Linked DNA regions of Homo sapiens: region 2 is linked to region 1. The links are chromatin loops, found by intact Hi-C in ENCODE. Cell type or tissue: PC-3. All regions are shown on one strand.

Region 1 (5,000 bases):
GATAAGACTTGAGAAGACTTGAGTTTTCACTACTGACTGACCTCTAGTTTCAGTGTAACCACTGTTAGGTGTTGGAGATGTGTCTTGGCACAAGGCCAATCTGCAAAGACTGGAAGAAGACACTTATCTTGCACAACATATAAAAAGTCAACTAAAATTTAATCAACAACCTAAATATAAGTGTAAACGATAAAATTCTCAGAAGAAAACAGAAAATCCTTGTGATCTTGCTTTGACAATGGATTCTTACAAAGGGCATCAAAAGCATGAATAACAAAGGAAAACGATAGATTAGAATTCATCAAAATAAAAAAGTGCATCAATGGACATTATTAACAAAATGAAAAGACAACCTACCGAATGTGAGAAAATATTGGAAATTATATACCTGAGAGTGGTCTAGTATTCAGAATCTAAAAAGGACACTTATCAACAACAAAATGACAAGCCAATTTTAAAATAGGTAAGGACTTAGACAGACACATCTTTAAAGATATGCAAATGTTCAATGAACTCATGAAAAGATGCTCTGCATCATTAGTCATTAGGCAACTGCAAACCAAAAGTACAGTGAAATACCATTTCCCACCCACTGGAAACTAACAAGTCTAGGCAGGAATGTGGAGAAGAAATTGGAATGCTGATCATTGTTAGTGGGAATGTAAAATAGGTCAGCCTCTGTGGAAAATAATTTGGTGATTCCTCAAAAAACTACCATGTTCCCAGCAATTCCATGACTAGGTACACACACAAAATAATTGAAAACAGATATTCAAACAGAATCTTGAATATGAATGTTCATAGCAGCACTATTGAAAACTGACAAAAGTGGAAACAACACAAACGTCCATGAATGGATGAAAGGATAAACAAATTGTGGTACATACACACAACAGAACATTATTTACCCATAAAAAGGAATGACAGTGATACATACTAAAATGTGGATATCCCTTAAAATTACTATGCTAAATGAAACAAACCAGACATTAGAGATGACATTTTCTATGATTCTGTTTACATAAAATATCCAGAATAGATACATCCATAAAGACAAAACACAGATTGGGAGTTGCCAGGTAATAGAGGAAGGGAAAACAGGGAGTGACTTTATAATAAATACAGGGTTTTATTTTGGAGTGATGAACACATTTTGGAACTAGATAGAGGTGGTTCTACAACAGTACGATATTATTATTGTACGAAATGCCACTTACTTGTTCAGTTTAAAAGGTTAAATTTACATTACTGATTTTTACATTAAGTTTTAACTTACAGACCTTGGTAAAATTGTATCCTGTCCTAGGCCGGGCGTGGTGGCTCACGCCTGTAATCCCAGGACTTTGGGAGGCTGAGGTGGGTGGATCACGAGGTCAAGAGATCCAGACCATCCTGGCCAACATGGTGAAACCCCGTCTCTACTGAAAATACAAAAATTAGCTGGGTGTGGTGGCGCGTGCCTGTAGTCCCAGCTATTTGGGAGGCTGAGGCAGGAGAATTGCTTGAACCTGGGAGGTGGAGGTTGCGGTGAGCTGAGATCGCGCCACTACACTCCAGCCTGGGCGACAGAGCGAGACTCCGTCTCAAAAAATAAAATAAAATAAAGTAAAACACAGAAGTAATAAAATTAATTTTAAAATGTCTTTAACTCAGGTTCTTATTATATAATGTTTTCGGGGAACATTATTTGAATTTTAAAAAGCTGAAATGACCTAACCAGAATATCATTCTCTTCTGATGAAGATATTTATGTAGTTTCCTATGTGTGTGACTACAAGGTATCTGCTGTAATCAAATCATCATTGATGGGAATGATATGCTGAATCAGTGTTGCAGTAATAATTGAAGTGCTATTTCTACTTCTTATAAATCATAATAGAGAAAATGGAGTCATACTTTTCATATGCACATGGGAAAAAAGATCATGGTTTGTCAGAACCTATGCTAAATGAAATTTTACTGAAATAGATTTCACACCCATTAAAGCTAGGGAGCATGTCAAATCATTCTGGACACATGTGCTGCTATACTTACATTAGTTTGAAATGTTTTGAGACTAGAACAAACAAAAAACTACCACTCTGTCACCTCCTGATTATGATAATTACATTACAAAACAAAGATCTCATTTGTCATCCTAATTAGTTGTAGGAAAAAATGAAGTTATGTCATTTGATGAAAATCTATGCCAAAATGTTCTGTGAAATTTAGTATTATTCTCAATTTGCAGGCACATAAAATGTTATCATTGCCATTATGATGTTTCTCATACTCTAAGTTGTCAAAAATTTTGCTTTGTTATAAGATAAAACAGATAGATCAACTTAAAAATGTATCTTGATGTTATCGAACCATTATTTCAAACACTTAACTTGGATAGAGGACCTAAAAACCTCTGAGTTCAAGGTCATCACAGAGTCAAGAATCCAGAGCAGCTGAAAATTGAATCAAAGCTAAACACTTTGCAAGAAGCGTGGTGAATGTTGTCTAGAGGAATTAAACTGAAAATGATATTTGCTGTAGTTTCTTTTATGAGGTGAATAGGCAGTAAAGTATTTGGGGAATGCTGCTGGTAAAAGGTATGAAGGACCACGGTCTTCTCTTAGGCTACCCTTTAGGTGCCTAGAATTTCCCAGGTTCTCCTAGTAGAAAGTCCTGGCATACTGTGGATTATTTTTTAGGGGTTGGGTTTTGGTTCACAGATGTTTATCTGCTGTTCTCATTCTCTTTATGACAATGTTAGTCTTGCTTTTATATATTTTCAGTTCTTTGCCACTATATCCTCCATATCACAATGACAGGAAAGCTTGAGGAAGACAGGGCAAACCTGCGTAGACAGCAGTAATAGGAGTCATAATGTTGTACATTTGGTTACCTTCTTATTTATTAAAGCCCTGAAAGGCAAGATGATTATGCCTAATAGGAATCTAGAGGTTAGCAAGAATGATGACTTGGGATTTTTCAGTCCCTTTCAATGCAAATAAGCAATGCAAAGTTATAAAATGGGAAAGGGTAGAGATGAGTGAGTGGGTGCAGCCTCTGGAATGAACATAGTTTTTTATGGAGATGAGTCAATATATGATGGTCAATCAGCTTTCAAAGAATGAGGAATCATTTAAGTCCTCAGAGTAATAAGCTTTTTGCCATCCATATGACTAAACAGATGGAGGAGTAATGCTTTATGTCACCTATTTCTTACTGCCTCATTTGATTAACTGAAGGCCTGGCAATGGGTAGAATTGAGGACTGCGATCGGAACATGCTCAAAGATAAACCAGAAGACAGATTCAATTCAGACTTATCTCTTGTTACCCATTGTCTATTCTTGTGTATGTATGTGTATATATATATATAATTTTGCTCCTTGATAAAAGGAACATATAACACATCGCTATTGGAGTTTACTCTAAAGATCATCTATTGATCAGCCATAGCATGAGAATGGATCATGGGGTAGGGAAATAACAACAACAGAAAACATTTCTGCTATTTAATTGTATGGCTAGGGGAGAAATGTAATGAAATGATATAATGATGATTAAAACTGGAAGATATTAAGAGCTGAAAAATTGCCTGCAAGATATGTAGTATGAAAACATGTCCTAGTGTCAGTGCATTCTTTCTAGTCACTAGTCATCTGAATGGTAACTCAACAGGTGGATCGATATATTGCTTGATTTAAGGAAATAATGATTTAGTTAAAAGGGACACAGAAGCATTAATTCCAATGTGGCCCAACTATAAAATACATTCATTGACTTTGGAGAAGACATAGATCTCATCATGGGCTCCCTCAGTCCCACACATAAATATTTTGCATTTTGATATTTCAATTAAATCATCAGGCTTAACAGAGTGACTGTTTCCCCACTTAGTGTGGCTAAAATGTTCCTTTGTGATTAGATAAGTATATTTACTGTTCTGACACATCATATATTAACATTATATCTTCTAAGGGAAGATAGAGGGTATCTTTTGAGAGATAAAGTAGAAGTTCTGCATTTCATTCCTTTGAATTGGAAAAAGTTGGGTTAAGTTCTCATCCCTCAACCAAAAACTACTACCAAGGAGTTACATTATTTGATTAGCTTAATTCACGTAGCGGATGGGGGCAAGTTTGGTGCTATCAAATTTTATGGCTGAGGATAGGAGGGTACCAATGGGGAAACAAAGGGTAGAAGGAAAGGAAAATGTATTGGTGCCTCTTAAAAGAGCACAAGAGCTAATCTAAAGTACTCCCCATATCTGAAACAATTTTACCAACCTTAGAATTAATAATAGATAGTGTTAGATTATTACCCAGATAATAAAATAAATTTCCATGACTCCATACTGGTAGAAATAATAAATGAATAATATAAATGAAGAGAAGGCACAATTTTTAGAAAATAATTCCAATTAATAAATATATAAAGAATAAAGGGAATATAAAATCACCATTAGAACTCTATAGCAATATTTCCTGCAGGCAAGAATCAACATTGTGCAATAAAACAGTGAGCATAAGTTAGAGAAAAAAGGGAATATGTGCATCTTCTCAAAACATCTCCACCCAAATAGATATTTTTAAATTACTGATATGGTTTGGCTGTGTTCCCACCCAAATCTCATCTTGAACTGTAGGTCCCACAATTCCCATATGCTGTGGGAGGAACCTGGTGGAAGTTAATTGATCATGGGGGTGGGTCTTTCCCATGCTGTTCTCATGATAGTGAATTGGTCTCACAAGATCCAATGGTTTTATAAAGGGGCATTTCCCTACACAAGCTCTCTCCTCTTGTCTGCCACCATGTGAGATGTATTTTCACCTTCCACCATAATAGTGATGCCTCCCCAGCCCTGTGGAACTGTGAGTCCATTAAACCTTTTTCTTTTGTAAGAAGCCCAGTCTTGGGTATGTCTTTATCAGCAGCATGAAAATGGACTAATACAATTACCAAGAGAATAGTAGTTACAATATGATGGAGAAAGCTGACACTCAACATCTCAACTGAGTGATC
Region 2 (5,000 bases), 140 kb after region 1:
TAAGGTCGATGTTCAGATTTCTCAAGTTTTTCATACAATGACATTTATTTGACTGTATCTTTTATTTTCTTAACAAATTACAATGGATAAAAATACATGATCTTGCTTTATGTGTGGTTTTACATGATATGGTGGCACATGTTGGAATTAAATTTTATGAACGAGCTGGAAGAGGCACATTCTTCCATGAGGAGAAAAGTCATGTTAGTGTAAACATTACATATTGAAGTGGTGTATACTGTCATCTACTATACTTATTCAGAGCTTGCTGATGTGATGAAAAATTCAGTTTCTTTTCAATTATTTGTTTTTGCATCACAAGCATTCTCTTGAAGGAGAGCAAAATCTCTGAACAATCACACTCTCATATTTACTATGTTGTAATCCAAATATACATCTGGGTATGAATTGTTGAAATGAGTAGCAGTCAATCACATACAATGACTCATTTTTAAAATGGGTTTTTTATGTGATTATAGTAAACAATAATATATTGTATAGTTTCAGATAGCTAGAAGGAAGATATTGAATGTTCCCAACACAAAGAAATCATAAATGTTTGAGATAATGGAGATGCTAATTATGCTGGTTGGATCACTATACATTATACATATCAAGACACCACTATGTACATCATAAATGTGTATAATTAATATGTCAGCTAAAAATAAAATAAAATAAATGGGTAACTTTATATCCAGCATCATGAACTTTGATGACCTGGAGGTTTTATGTGTGTTAGTAGGAATGCGATCAGGTGGATATTTCAGGCTTATGTCATTAGAGGAATAGTAACAAAAGAGAGCTATAACCTCCTTGGGGTCATAGGATTTATGTGCAGAGACCAGCAGGCTGTTTCCTCATTGTGCTGTAGTTTTTTATATATGAAAGTTAGAGGAAAAGTATTTCAATTATATACAAAATGCACTACTCAGAAACTATGAAGATGGAGGCTAAGTTTTTTTTTTTTCAACCAGACAAGGGGAGTTAAAATATATACAATCCTGAAAAAAGTCTAGATAAACCAAGAAATAGTAATGAAGGAGGAAAGTAACAAGATTATAAGCACTGTAAAACATTAAATTGTTAGCTTACATTTTCTACTAGTTTTATTTCTTTTACTAAGTGTAATATTTGGAAATTACAAGAAATATCTGCTGGCAGCTTTTACCTTTCCTAAGCAGTTTTCATTGTGATCCAGTTGGTTTACAAAACTGAGTTGGCAAAATAATGGAACTGAAATTAAGAAAATACTTTGACAAATGCTCACCAGCTAGTTCAGAGGTTGCCAATTGGCAAGATATACACAGCTTAATGGAATCCCATTAAAAATGGACACGTTGACATTGTTATGATTTTTGTTTGTTTTTAAAATTTCGTTTTAGGTTCAGGGGCACATGTGCAGGTTTGTTATATAGGTAAACTCATGTCACTGGGGGTTCTTGTACAGATTACTTTGTCACCCAGCTACTAAACCTAGTACCCATTAGTTAATTTTATTTGCTCTTTGTCTTCCTCCCACCCTCCACCCTAAGGTAGGCCCCTGTGTCTGTTGTTCTTCTCTTTGTGTCCAGGTGTTCTCATCATTTATCTCCCACTTATAAGTGAGGGGTTTTGTTCTTGCATTAGTTTGCTAAGGATAATAGCCTCCAGCTCCATCCAAATGAACTATAAGACCTAAAAAGTTTCAAGTAACTCTAAAATATCCAGAACTTCCTGATTCAATAGCTGAACCATGACTTCTGAGTTGCAACAGAGACAATTCCATAAACTCAAGGTAACTACATGGAAATACAATGGAGACATTATGAAAAACAGGGCCAGAATAACTCAGTCAGTATTATTTCTTTAGAATAATAATTTCAGAAAAAGGAAAATGAGTGTGATCAATCAGCTGAAAATTGCTCTTTTCCATCAGGAGGTCACTGTGTATGCTAAGTGTGAAGAATTCTTAACTGCTGCTATTCAGGTGATTCATTTTCAACCTCACATCTGTTTGTTCTGAGCTTCAATTGTTATAAATGATGTAAGTATAATGCTATCTTGGATCCTGAGTAACCTGAGGAAGTTCATGGAAATACTGATGAATAACACATGAGGAAAAAAAAATGCGGTGAAGCACTTTGTGACTTTTTCCTAACCTGTTATAATTTCCTGGAAGACAGGGATTGCACTGTTTTCTTCATTCTGAGTATATTGCCAACTGGTTTATCCTAATGATTCTATACAGTATCAAAAAAGAGAAAATACAATGAGAAATAGATAAAACATGCTTTTTCAACAGTTGTCATATTTTATTTTAAAAATCACCTTGCATATCATTACTCTTGCATGCCGCCTTCCCATGCAATATAGTCTGTGTAAAAAGATCTTGATACAGAAAACAATGCCCCAAATGACTGTAGAGCAAAGGAAAAATAGAAGAAAATAAAGAATGAAATGACTGAAATAAAATGATAGAAACAACACTCAAAAAAATGAGGGAAATTTTCATGAGAGTTAAATATGAGAAAAAATGAACAGTGGCGAAACAAGACTACACATAATTCTATGTAATATTTTGGTATTCACATATTAAATTTTAAGGTGAATATATGTTTATACACATACATATTATATACTGCCAGAGACAAAGAGAAGGAATTATTTTTAAATTGGAAATTGAAATACTTAAATCTCCTAATTTGGAATAAATCAAGATTTATTTCAGAATGAGACAAACTTCTACAACAAAGGCAGTCAACACAGATTTTGCCTCACTTGCAGATTTTCATTTCATCTACCATTTTTACTTTAAATTTTACAAAGCAAAAAGCATACATTTTCCAAGATGAGCTTGTTGCATGCCAGCTGTATATGTTTTGTATTACAGTAGATATGGAAGGATTGGGTGTCTTGGATTTAGAAAATCTTCCAGCGTGCACTCCTAATCTTAATTAGTTACCTGCTACACTTGCTTATTTCTACACTATCTCATGTCTTTTCCAGTCTGTTGCCTTATAGTGACAAGCAGTGATACTACATGCCTGCCCAGGGCTTTACTTGTCAAATTGAAGTCACAGAAAGCATAGCACCTTGTTTTGGATGGAGCTGGATAAGATAAATCTTGTTTTTCTCTTCTTTCTGTTAACAGCTAGCTTCTTTTGGGGGAAAAAAAAGCCTTTTTTTTTTTTTCAAACTGAATACATAAAATCTGTAAAGTTGCAACTACAGACAGTTAGCTTGCAAAGGCTAAAGCCAAATAAATTACTGAACTGTGGTGGTTTAACAGTATTTTAAAGACACAGGGATTCTTTTTCCCCCTTTTATTGAATTTAGGTCAAAGAAAGATAAAGTTAAACTATAGTGCTACTGGGAGAAGAAGGACTCGTGGCTGTAAGCGGTTTGTGGTTTTGTCACTATGCTAACCTTAACAATCTATGTTACAATAATAGCTTCCTCAAAATGAACATCTGTTGCTTGGTTAAGCATTATTATAATGATGAGGTAAATATATCATTCACAAGTGAAAATCCTGGTAGTATATAATACATATGTAGCTATTTCTATATTATACAATAGTATAAAATATTAATTTAATTTTGTAATACTTGCCTCTGTTATGTTTTGATATGATATATAGTGTGGAGTTTTCACTTTAGGTTTCTGTGCCCTGTGCTTAAAACTGAGATGAGAATGTTGGCAATGAGATGCATTTTATAGCTCATGTATCATATTTATGCATATTATCTTAATTGTAGCAATAAAGCTAGCCTAAGACTGTGATTGGGACTACAAATCAGAGAGATTGTCCAAGTTATCACAGTTCCAAAGTGAGAGATATTTAGCAAGAACAAGGTAGTGAAAATCTTTTCCTTCTCCACATTGTTGTCTCTAAATCAAACTCTAGTATTGTTCAGTTCATTATTAATTATTCTCATTTTTTTCTAATCTACTTTTGGAAATATATGCATTTCCAGTTGACCAGGGTGTTTAGGTGGTCTAGGTATTTAGTTGACTAGCCCAGTTGACTCGGCAGTTGCCTAGGTTATTTATCTGGGAACTACATTTTTGTGGTGTTAGAGACCACCAGTCTAGGAAGGATTTAGTTTAATAAAAGAGTTTAATTTGCATTCAAATATACATTTATACATAATTTTAATTATGGGAAGATACTACTTAATACTCACTAAGTAATAGCCATGTATTTGGCAAAGAAGTACAGCTATGAACATAAAAGGATGACTGCTGCAATCATAGAGCAATAAAGTATAGGTAAATATATATAATGAACAAAAATATTTTTTCTTGTTATTATAATAAATTGCAAGATACTATAAGAGCATAGAAAAGATGTCTGACTGTAGGATATATGTAATCCTAATATATATTATATAGTATAATATATATATATATCTGTAGAAATTGAGGCACAGTAAATTTAAGTAACTTGTTCAGGGTCTCAAATAAAGTACGTGGCACTGTTAAGTTTCAGACCCACTAAGTCTATACACTAAACTCATATGCTTCACTGTCATATTGAATTTTCTGTTTGATCTTAATATCCTTAGTGAAATAGACTATATTCGTATGTTGTATCATTCTAGAGTCTCTTGAAAAATTTTCAAACAGTAACCAATAAACATTTACGCTATTTGTTAGACTCAGAGCCCTCCTTAAAATATGCAGAAGGCAAACTTAATACATGCAAGATGATTTTACAAAATCTAGATTCAGTTGTTTTTGAAGTTGATAATATGATGCTTCCATGTTTCCTAAGGAGTCTATCATAGCAGTACTTTTTAATGTGATTACAATTAATTCATTATAATGAGCAATCCAAAATTAAGTAATTGTGCTTTCAAAGAAATAGCATTACTCAAAAATCTCTAAATTTTAGATAAGCTATGTAATCACCTATTTAAGAATCAAATAACAAGTACCATCAAAATTATCCCAATAACCCCAATAAGAATCTTGTCCTAAACACTCCACTAAAGTACAAGAATAATGGATCAGAG

The links. Hi-C counts contacts between places; a loop is a spot of excess contacts. Peaks named below come from ENCODE experiments on the same cell type or tissue, not always from the same donor. Only the 100,000 strongest peaks of a DNase experiment are listed, where the experiment ranks them.
Region 2: a loop joins it to region 1, with 5 times the contacts of the local background. A loop is called at or near these places in 2 of 110 quality-filtered maps.

The regions. Positions count from the first base shown.
Region 1 is chr1:194,364,876-194,369,875 of GRCh38, reverse strand. No RefSeq gene overlaps it. Among named protein-coding and RNA genes, the nearest start is that of LINC01031, 1.1 Mb to the right of the region's middle. In PC-3, no CTCF peak of the experiment used is centred here; a DNase peak (open chromatin) is centred at 2,995; H3K27ac peaks cover 1,085 bases.
Region 2 is chr1:194,224,389-194,229,388 of GRCh38, reverse strand. The region is part of intron 2 of LOC107985242 (a long non-coding RNA gene); the gene reads left to right. Among named protein-coding and RNA genes, the nearest start is that of LINC01031, 920 kb to the right of the region's middle. In PC-3, no CTCF peak of the experiment used is centred here; no DNase peak of the experiment used is centred here; H3K27ac peaks cover 672 bases.